Linked DNA regions of Homo sapiens: region 1 is linked to region 2. A link is a loop called in an ENCODE intact Hi-C map of the cell type or tissue named here. Cell type or tissue: MCF 10A. All regions are shown on one strand. Each heading gives the region's core, and the rest is flanking DNA. Links, peaks and the distances in the headings are about the cores only. Region 1 has its middle 620 kb from the start of PCDH7. Region 2 has its middle 510 kb from the start of PCDH7.

The links. Hi-C counts contacts between places; a loop is a spot of excess contacts. Peaks named below come from ENCODE experiments on the same cell type or tissue, not always from the same donor. Only the 100,000 strongest peaks of a DNase experiment are listed, where the experiment ranks them.
Region 1: a loop joins it to region 2, with 5 times the contacts of the local background. A loop is called at or near these places in 1 of 110 quality-filtered maps.

The regions. Positions count from the first base shown.
Region 1 is chr4:30,094,453-30,099,848 of GRCh38, forward strand. No RefSeq gene overlaps it. Among named protein-coding and RNA genes, the nearest start is that of PCDH7, 620 kb to the right of the region's middle. In MCF 10A, for the core only: no CTCF peak of the experiment used is centred there; no DNase peak of the experiment used is centred there.
Region 2 is chr4:30,206,658-30,212,053 of GRCh38, forward strand. No RefSeq gene overlaps it. Among named protein-coding and RNA genes, the nearest start is that of PCDH7, 510 kb to the right of the region's middle. RefSeq lists an enhancer at 1,518-1,687. In MCF 10A, for the core only: no CTCF peak of the experiment used is centred there; a DNase peak (open chromatin) is centred at 2,244.

The DNA.
Region 1 (5,396 bases), core at 252-5,251, 110 kb before region 2:
GAAGCATATCTCAGGGAGTTAGAAAGGAGAAAAGGGAAGAATGAAAGAGAACATTTACTAACATCATGAAAATTTTGATTGAGAAGATTTTAATGCGTTTATTTCTAACATATCCATATACTACATCTAATGAACTAGAAGGACAACTATAACTTGCTATGATTTTCAAATATAAGGTGATCATTATCAAAACATTCATTCTTTTATATATTCTTCTTTCTCTCTAGAATATGTTTTCTGTTTTTGTTTTCCTGTCATTCTACATGTTTTCCAAAGAAGATAATAGCAATTACTATTCCATATTATTACAATCTAATTCCAGATAGTTAACATGGACTTCGTGCTATGATGGTAGCTTTCATAGTGCATTTGTATGAATTGCATTACTTCAGCCTATATATATATATATATATATATATATTCCTTATAAGCAAGTGACTTTATTTCAGATTTATGGGAATCTATTGACAACCAGTGATTTCCCCATTTCTATGTAAATACCTATTTACATGTAATACTGTCAAGAAAGTAAAAATAAAGATGACTAAGTATTAGCAAACAGTGGCACGTGTGTCAAGAATGGTAAGACAGAATAAGATTTATTTTCCCTTAGTTTCTATCTGAGGATGAGTCACAAATATTCCATCATCACTTCCAGTCAACTTGTACTTCAAATTCTTTCATGAGGATAACATAACTAAAACTAGACAATCACTGACACAATCTACAGTAGTAACATGGAGCACACACACTGTGTCCTTCACATGTAGCTAATTATCATCTTCCATCATTTAGACACAATTCTTCCAGAATGGTGAAAACTAACATTATAATAAAAAAGAACAAATCATCTGAGGTTGGTCATTTATTTTATACAAAATAATTGGACACTCATTAAGAAAATACCTCCCAAGTTTTAGTAATCCACTTACCACACTGATAATCTTTTGACAAACATTTATGTCATCTTCTAGCTTTAACTAACTTTTTTTTTCATATTTAAATATTTAAAAGGAAACTTTGTATGACTGCCATAGGTCACTGATGACAAGTGAAATAATTTATGAAAATTCTTAAAACCAAACCTAAAAAAATATTCTGTTGCTTGGCCAAACGTGGTGGCTCACGCCTGTAATCCCAACACTGTAGGAGGCTGAGGTGGGCAGATCACCTGAGGTCAGGAGTTCAAGACCATCCTGGCCAACATGGTGAAACCCAATCTCTACTAAAAATACAAAAATTAGCCAGGCTTGGTGGTGGGCACCTGTAATCTCAGCTACTTGGGAGGCTGAGGCAGGAGAATCACTTGAACCCAGGAGGCAGAGTTTGCAGTGAATTGAGGTCTCACCATTGCACTCCAGCCTGGGCGACGAGAATGAAACTCTGTCTGAAAAAAAAAAAAAAAAAACTTCTGGTGCTTAATAACCAAAAATGCAAATAACATGACCAAAAACAACATTATGAAACAAGAAATTTTATTAAATTATAGATAGATAATCTTTCCTGCTGAAGGCTTCGAGCCTGAGGTCTAGTTTCACTTAGTTAAAACTGAATTTTTAAGATGATAAAGACATAGTAACACCAAACTGTCTCTCCTTTTATCTAATCAGAATTGATGTATGTAAAATTTAAAATATCTTTAGATAACAGTGCATGAGTTGACATATTATTTAATTTGGAATGTGCGAATAACACTTTAGAAAACATCACTTGAATGAATGCTATAAACAGGCTTCAGAATGTCTGTGGCCCTTCTGGAGTTGAATGCAGTATATATCAAGATTGTCTATAGTTTTGTTTATTTCATATGCTCTATGGAGATTGTAACTCAACAAAGATTAAATACTGCTTTACATAAATATTCAAATGCCAAAGGATAATTTTATTTATCTATATTTGTTTTATTTTATTTTTGCCAACTTTGGAGGGAGCTCAAGCAATATTTTGTGAGAAAAATATTTCAATGGCCTTTTTTAGTGGAACTGGAACAAGGAGAATTTTGTAATAGACAGCAACCAGTCTGGACTTCTAAAAAGATATCAAATATCCAATTTAGAGCATGTCATTAAGTATTAGAGGACACTGATTAACGACCAAAAGTTATGGGATGGGCCAGTCCTGGTTTCCAATATTGGCTCAGTCACACAGAGTTCTGTCAATACCGTCATAGCCCTGAATTCTAAGGTTTTTTTTGTTGCTTTTATAGAAATTGTTGTCAGTATTAAATAAAATAAAAAATATAAGAAGGTCAGAGCATATTACATAGCGCCTTTGGCATACCAAGCATGCTAAACGTAGTAGCTATTAAGACCTGATGGATACTATATGCTGGATACAAATTATCACAAGATAGAATGGAGTAAAGAAAAAAGTAGGAGAAAAATAATTGACATAATTCAAGGTGGCTTGTTGAAAACTGAAGTCAACAGTAATAGTTATTAATTGGTAAGTCAATATGACCCAGAGAGGTGATTCCCTATATAGGTAAATGTGCCCTCTGAGGTTTGTATTTCCTGATAAGCAGCATACGATTTTTATCTTTGCCAAACATACGTGTGCTATTATACATCGAGGTTTACTTTTCCAGTTTTAGAAAATAACATTTAAATCAGGGTTTAAATAGACAAATTGTGCATATTAGGGCTCAGTACTGTTATGGAGAAACATATACGTATCATTCTTTCCCACAGAAAAATAGGGATTGATGAATTATGAATTTTCACAGACTAATTGAGACAGGCTTCTGTGCTAAATTTAATTAAATTCTGAATATAAAATATAATCCTTTTCCTTAAAGTCCTTTTGACCTTTTTTTTTCACTTATTTTTCATAAGCACCCTTCCCCCACCCCATCCCCCACACTAAATTGTAAGCTTTGAGATCATGGAGTTCATACAGGAGATCTTCAGAGGATAGGAAAAAGTGTAGTATGTAGATGTTCAACAAATATGAGGCCTATGCAGCAGTAGTTTAAATAAAAATATTTTATTTCCTTTAATATTCATTGTCAAACAATGAACAATTGGCCGGGTGTGGTGGCCCACGCCTATAATCCCAGCACTTTGGGAGGCCGAAGCTGGCGGATCACCTGAGGTAGGGAGTTCGAGACCAGCCTGACCCACATGGAGAAACCCTGTCTCTACTAAAAATACAAAATTAGCCGGGCCTGGTGGCGCATGCCTGTAATCTCAGCTACTCAGGAGGCTGAGGCAGGAGAATTGCTTGAACCCGGGAGGCTGAGGTTGCAGTGAGTCAAGATTGGCCATTGCACTCCAGCCCAGGCAACAAAAGCAAAACTCCGTCTCAAACAAACAAACAAAAATGATAATAATAATGAAAAACAAAACAATGAACCATTAAACAATGTACAAAATAAAAATTTTATAGAATTCAATTTTTTTTTTTTTGTTTGAGATGGAGTCTTGCTCTGTCACCCAGGCTGGAGTGCAGTGGCGCGATCTTGGCTCACTGCAAGCTTTGCCTCCCGGGTAGTTGCTGGGACTGCAGGCGCCTGCCACCACGCCCGGCTAAATTTTTGTATTTTTAGTAGAGACGGGGTTTCACCATGTTAGCCAGGAAGGTCTCGATCTGCTGACTTCATGATCCGCCCGCCTCAGCCTCCCAAAGTGCTGGCATTACAGGTGTGAGCCACTGCGTCTGGCTAGAAATCAATATTTTTAAGAGAAAACTCTTCTCTTCCACTCTTGCATTTTCCTTCTACATTTGGATTATGGTCATATTTGGTTAAGCCCATTTACTTTCGCATATGTGGCTTTTCTCTGACACTACTTATTCCATATAGGGTAAAGTAGTGTGACTTACCTGATTGTAATTTGTTACAAATAAACTTGGCATGTGGGGATCACTTGGTAGATCATACTTCTAAAACCTGCCACAATCTTATCTCTCATATCCCAAACTAGTTTGCAGTTTGTTCATATCACACCCTCAACAAGAGGTGGGGTCTGTTTTCCCTCCAGTTGCATTTAGTTTGGCTCTATGCCTATCGTAATTAAAACAAACAAACAAAAACAGTAGAAATACCATTCTGAAACTTCAAAGTCCAGGTACTAAGCAAGCTTAGCAGCTTCTGCTTTTGTGCTCTGGAGTAAGTAATCCACCAGCTAATAAGTCGGAATAAACTGAGACTTCCACAGTACCAAGAAACCAGAACTAGATACACGAACAGGCTGTGTAGATAGAGACAGTCAAATGCCTGTCCAGTCATCATCACTGCTAGGCTTCATCCATTTTAGGAAAGAAGTCATCTTGGATGTTTTAGTCCTAGCTGATGCCATTGGGATTCCAGGTAATTTTTCTCCAGTGAACTCCACCCCAAAAGACGATTCCTGAGCAAATAAGTGAGTGTTGTTTTAATCCAGTACATGTTGAAATAATTTATTATACTATAAGAAGTTGTCAAGGTGGCTCAACTCCATATATTTTGGTTTTCCATCTCTTCAGTATTACATTCACATAAGGTGCAAGCCTTCTATTCTCCTTCAAAAGAAAAATCTAACTCTATTACTTTGAGTCATTGGGATGTGTCTGCCCTGGGCAAGCACTGCTCTGAGAACGTAGGTATCATCATGAATTCTGGGATGCATTTAGCAAGCCCATTTCTTTCCACTAAACTACATTCTCTAGTTAGCTTTTAATCGTAATAGGGATGATATTTTGGGATCCACGTGCCACTACTTTTTTTAACCTTATTTTTTCGATATTTAGAACATGAGTTTGAAAGACATGTGTTAATTATTGGTCTATCGCAAATCCCTGATATTTAGAAACACACGATTTATACACGTTGCTTTTGTGGCTTTTGTTTCTCATCTGTAAAGTAGTGGACTATCTCTAAATTTCCAAGCTTCCATGAAACTTTAACCTTGAGCTGAATCATTGATGATGTGCCATATTAAATGCATATGCTTCTAAGAAAAAGTGTGTATTCCTGAGAATGGCAGTACAAACCAAACCAGTTTGTATTACTAGTTTGTCGACTAAGATCACCCTAACAAAATAACACAGACTGGGTGGCTTAAACAAACAAACAAAAATGTATTTTATCATAGATCTGAAGGCTGGAAGTCCAATATCAAGGTGCAGGCAGGTTTCGTTTTTACTAAAGCCTCTCATTAGCTTGAAGATGACCTCATTCTTGCTGTGTTTTCTGTTAAAAGAAAAAAAATAGCCAAAATAAATTTAACAGAATTTAGTTGAGCAAAGAAGAATTCATGTATCAGGAAGCACTCAGAATCAGAAGAGATTCAGAATGCTCCACTATTGCAGCATAAGCAGCAAGCTTTTACATCAAAGGAAGACAAAGAAAATGTATTTAATCATTTTAGTGTGGAAAGACCCTAGATAGAGGTTAGATGGAGCTTTTGATTGGTAAA
Region 2 (5,396 bases), core at 329-5,328:
GTTTGCAATTTTGTGCTCATATCTTATATAATTTCTCTTGAAGAGATATGTTTACACAGATAAGATATGTTTATAGTTAAAGAAGGCCATGGACCAAAGGAGAAAGACTTATGCCATGGAGATATGTAAGACAGAAGAAAAGGTGAGGTGGAAGGGAGTGATGGAAAGAAGTATAAAAATAACAGAAAAGGTAACATATGAATTATCTTTCCCCTTCTTTCATAGTTTTATTTGCTTCTACTCTTTCCAGCATGAGCTGCACAATAAAAGAAATTCATGTTATTGAGGATTCCTGAATCCTCAAGCATCCTTTGAAAGTACTCATGGTTTAAATTAAGAAGACACACATGAGTGGATTGACTTGAGTTCAGATCCAGCCCTCTCCCACATTTACCAACCGAGATGAGTTGAGTAAACCACATTGATCCCCATTTTCTTCAATAGCAAATTGAACATGTTACTAGCTACCTATCAGTGTCGATGTAAAATCTGATTATATCGAACAATTATAATGTTTACTGAAGAGTACAATAGTTCAATGAATGATTAATGTTTTATTTACTTACAATAATATATTTAATATATTTTTTGTGAATTGGAGAACCATTCTCTATTCTGTCTCCAGTATACATGAAGGATTTTTATATTTGTTGTAAATAAAATATTTGTCCATTAAACATTAGCAAGTATTTTCATTGAGCAAATGTAGCTGCACTATTTAAAACCTTGGGGATAAGAGTAAATTTAGAGTGCATATTTCTTATATTTATATGTTTATGAGAAAATCAAGAAATTAAAAATTTATATGTAAAAGTTGATTCAACTAAAGAACATTTTTAAAAAAGGCTCATCAGTATTACTGATGGTAATGTAAACAATGTAAACTATACTTTTATGACTTAGCAATTATTTAGTAACTTCACTCATAATATGGTGAAGGAAGTATTGCAACATACAGAACTACTAAGCATATTTCATATATATTGACACATCTCTAATTTCAATAAGATAGTATATAAACTTAGAAAACATTAAATTATAGCTTCAGTTTGGTACAGTTTTAATACCATGTTTTAAGAGTCAACTACTAACTTTAATTTTTCAGCTTTTCTGTTTTGCCAAACATGTTAAATACTTAGAGAAAGTAAATAAATATAATTGTATACTCTCTCAATTACTGAGACAGTGGTTAAGATAGGCCAAGTATCATGCTAAAGAGATAAAAGGATTAATCACTGACTTCAGGAAGTACCTGCTGTAGTGCAAGAATCATTATTGAATTTTAATAATTATAAATCTAAAAATCATTTAACAATTATATATCATTAAAATTGGTATCTCTGTGACAAGAATCCCATACTTCAATGACTTTTTTCCTCTTGCTTGTTTGGACAACAACTACCTCCTTTTTTTAATCTCACTAAAGCTTTCAAAATTCAGTGCTCACATTGATTCCTTTGGACATGTTTTCTGACCTCATCGAAGACCTGGTGACCTATATATGTCCCTGAACACTATATTAACCTTTTCCACAAGATGTAGGATATTGGAGTAGTGTGTGCCTCTGCTAACACAATGCCAACAGAGAAAAGACATAGGAGAGATGTTTTTTCTGTGAAAACTATACCTACACAATACAAATGTTTGGGTGTTTGTGTGTGTGCAGAAATTGTTTTCATTTACCACATACTATCAATGTCTTGATTAAAACAATCTATTGACTACAGTAGAAAGAGATCCATACCACGTTTCATGGCTCATTGAGCCGATATTATTTTTCCCTAGCTCCGTATAAAACCCTTTGTTGTTTTCTTCAGTCCTAACAATGTTTTTTTTTCCATCTCTTTTCCCCCGGTTGTTTGAAAATTTCAAACCACGGCCCTCTTTGGAAATTTGTACAAATGTTTTCTCAAAGTGCACAATGCTCGCATATGTTCATGCCTGATTGTTCATTATTCACATCACAGCTTAAAATATGTCATCTTAAGAGAAGACATTCAGAGCATTTGTTCTAAAATAGCCGTCAAACCTTTTTTAGTCTCTCTCTATGCCACTGCCCCACGTTTCCATTTTTGGTAACATCTGTTCTAGGTTTTAAAATTACCTTACTCAATTTAAAAAAAAAAAAATAGAGTCTATTTGCACCAGTTAGAATGTAAGTTTTGAGAAGGCCAAGTCCCCAGTGTTTTGTTATGAAGTAAATGTTCAAGGAATATGTGCTTGTGGGTGCATGTATGTGTATGTTTATTTTGAATGACTCACCTTTTGACTCAAAAAATAAATATGTGGCCGGGCACAGTGGCTCATGCTTGTAATCCCAGCACTGTGGGAGGCCAAGGTGGGCAGATCATTTGAGGTCAGGAGTTTGAGTTCAGCCTGACCAACATGGTGAAACCCCATCTCTACTAAAAACACACAAAATTAGCTGGGCATGGTGGCACATGCCTGTAATCTTAGCTACTTGGGAGACTGAGGCAGGAGAATAGCTTGAACTTGGGAGGCAGAGGTTGCAGTGAGTGAAACCGTGCCACTGCACTCCAGCCTAGGTGACAGAGCACAACTCTGTCTCTAAATAAATAAATAGATAAATAATAAAATTGTGAGTGTTAGTTTGGCTTTTGAATAGTCAGACTCCCTGACTCCCTTCATTCACACTTCCTTCTTAAACAAAGAATGGGTGTTTTATCTCCCAGAACACCTCTAAGTCAATGCTACATCCCCTACTTGTGTTGAAAGAAAGTTTATTATCACAGTGCTAAAGGGCTCACTCAGATCTCCTTTTACCCTGAAAATGTTAAGATAGCTGCTGTGCTACTCATAGAAAAAGTGATAGAGAAAACTGCCCACTGCTTGGTTTATTGCCTTCCAAGTCAGTTATATTTTTCATTTTAAATCTGAAAGCTAATCAATACACTGGGATGTATTCCAGGTATATTTTTAAGACAGCAAGCTGCAAATGTGATATGACCTGAGGTTGGAAAAACATAGTATGTGTGTGGGTTGTGGGGATCAATGTATTTCAATGACATGATGGAGTAAAGGCAGAGAGATGAATTTTAAAGAGTGAGAATGAAGATTTTTCAGTGGGAGCATTCTAAGCTTTAGGTCATTTCTGTCTTTCCTCTCCCCAAACTATTAAAAGATCTTATCAAATGTTATTCATAATCACTATTTCTACAGTGTTTCTTTTGTTGTTGTTTGTTTGTTTGCTTGAGACGGAGTCTTTCTCTGTCACCCAGGCTGGAGTATAGTGGTGCGATCTCGGCTCACTGCAACCTCCACCTCTCTGGTTCAAGCACTTCCTCGGCCTCAGACTCCCAAGTAGCTGGGATTACAGGTGCATGCCACCATGCCCGGCTAATTTTTTTTGTATTTTCAGTAGAGACAGGGTTTCACCATGTTGATCAGACTGGTCTCGAACTCCTGACCTCAGACAATCTGCCCACCCCGGCTTCCCAAAGTGCTGGGATTACAGGCGTGAGCCACTGCACTCAGCCTACAGGATTTTTATTTTACTTATTTACCACAGTTGATTCTATGAGGGCTTGAGCTAATTCGCTGCAAGAGAATGATTTTGAACAAAGACACAGTAAATTACTACAAGGAAGGCGTCAATGTAGTTTCTGAAAACAAGTATATATTTTTTTCAGGAAAAAACTTATACAGTAGGATAATTGGATTAATTTTCTCCAGGACACTTAAGTGTTATTTTAGCTACCTTCTCAGACCTTTTCCAAATAGTGAAATTTATTTTGAAAAACCTGCATTTCCTTTCTTGACAATCCCTAGATTTTTTGATAATTATTTTCTATCTGCTTCATTATATTCTGCCTTTCGTTCATTCCTTCTCCAACAAATGTTTATTATGAAACCACTAAAATAACAGGTACACACTATAGTGGTAAATTAAGCAAATCTCTAGCCTCACAGTGCTAATTTTCTATCAGGCATCATTTGCTAGCTTTTAAGAACACTCATTATATTTCAGAATCTTTTTGTAATGCTTTACCTGTGAAATGAACATTATTATTAATATTATTTCCCATTTTAAGGTCAAGGAAACTAATCTTCAGAGCATATAGGTCACCGTTTCAAGATGACCAATCTAGTAAGTGTTAAACAGCAGATGTAAAAGTGGACAGTTTGTCCATGCTCACGTGTTTAGCTGCTCTACTATTTTGTTCTTTCAATGAACTCTTCCAATATTTATGTCTATGGACTTTTCCAGTTCTGGACACTTCCAATACTTATTTCTGTGATATTCATTTGCTTTCTTGAGTTTTTGAATAAATTTAATATTTTTAATATTTTAATTACAAAAATAAATAACTTACCGGAAATTGGGAAATGGAGAAAATGCTCATATGAACACCGTGTTAAATTGGTATTCTCTAAATTGTCTCATACACTGAAGCAGAAAACAGTTATAATCACAGTACATGAAGAAGTCCATATTCTGTCTTTTTCGGTATATGTTTTATTATAGTCTTTTCATAATGTTAAATAGAGTTCATAATCATTATTTGTAGACTGCATTAAAACCCTTTGAGGTGATACATCATTATATATTTAACACCTCCATTGATGGATATTTTACTTTTTTGAAGGGAAAAAAATCCCATTATTTTATTACATAAAAAAGTACTTTGGAATTTCAATTCAAATTAACTGAATTAAACATATAAAAGTGTTTGACATCTTTATGATTGCTAGTATTCCATGTACTACAATCTGTCTTTAAAAATGTACTTCAGTAAGTGTCTTTTGTGTCCTACCATTTACTAGTCACTCTGATGGGCTTAAAGGATGTTGCCTTGGTGAGAACCATCTCTTAAATTCAAGAAGCTTCTAATCCAGTAGGAGGTACAGCAATCCAAACCAGTGTAAGAGATGAGAACACATAAGATGTAATATGATGGAGTACCCAATCTAGTAATATAGTGTTGACAAAGATGGGTAAGACAGAAAGGACTTGTGAACATTTACACAGTGAACATTTACACAGAGGAAGGTAGAGAAGAAGCATTAAGGGATGAGTAGTCCAGAGAAAGAGAACTTTCTCTTTCTCATATATATACATGTATATGAAAATTAAGAAGAAAATTATAGAAATTTGTGAAGAAAATTTTTAAGAAGAAAAATATGAACTTTTTAGAAAGTAGTTTAAAATGATTTTAAAATATATAAGATAAAAATATTCTGAACAATAATTTAAGGAAACTAGTCTTGAATATAATGCTAAGTTTGCCTTAATTATACTTGAAATGATTGCTCTTGAAAGGTAAATTTTAAAAATTGTGTGGACTGTTATAATAGAATTACAAAATTGTAAACTTTCTACATGATAATATCAACTCATTCATTTCCTCCAGAGCTTCCTCTTTTGTAATTCCTAT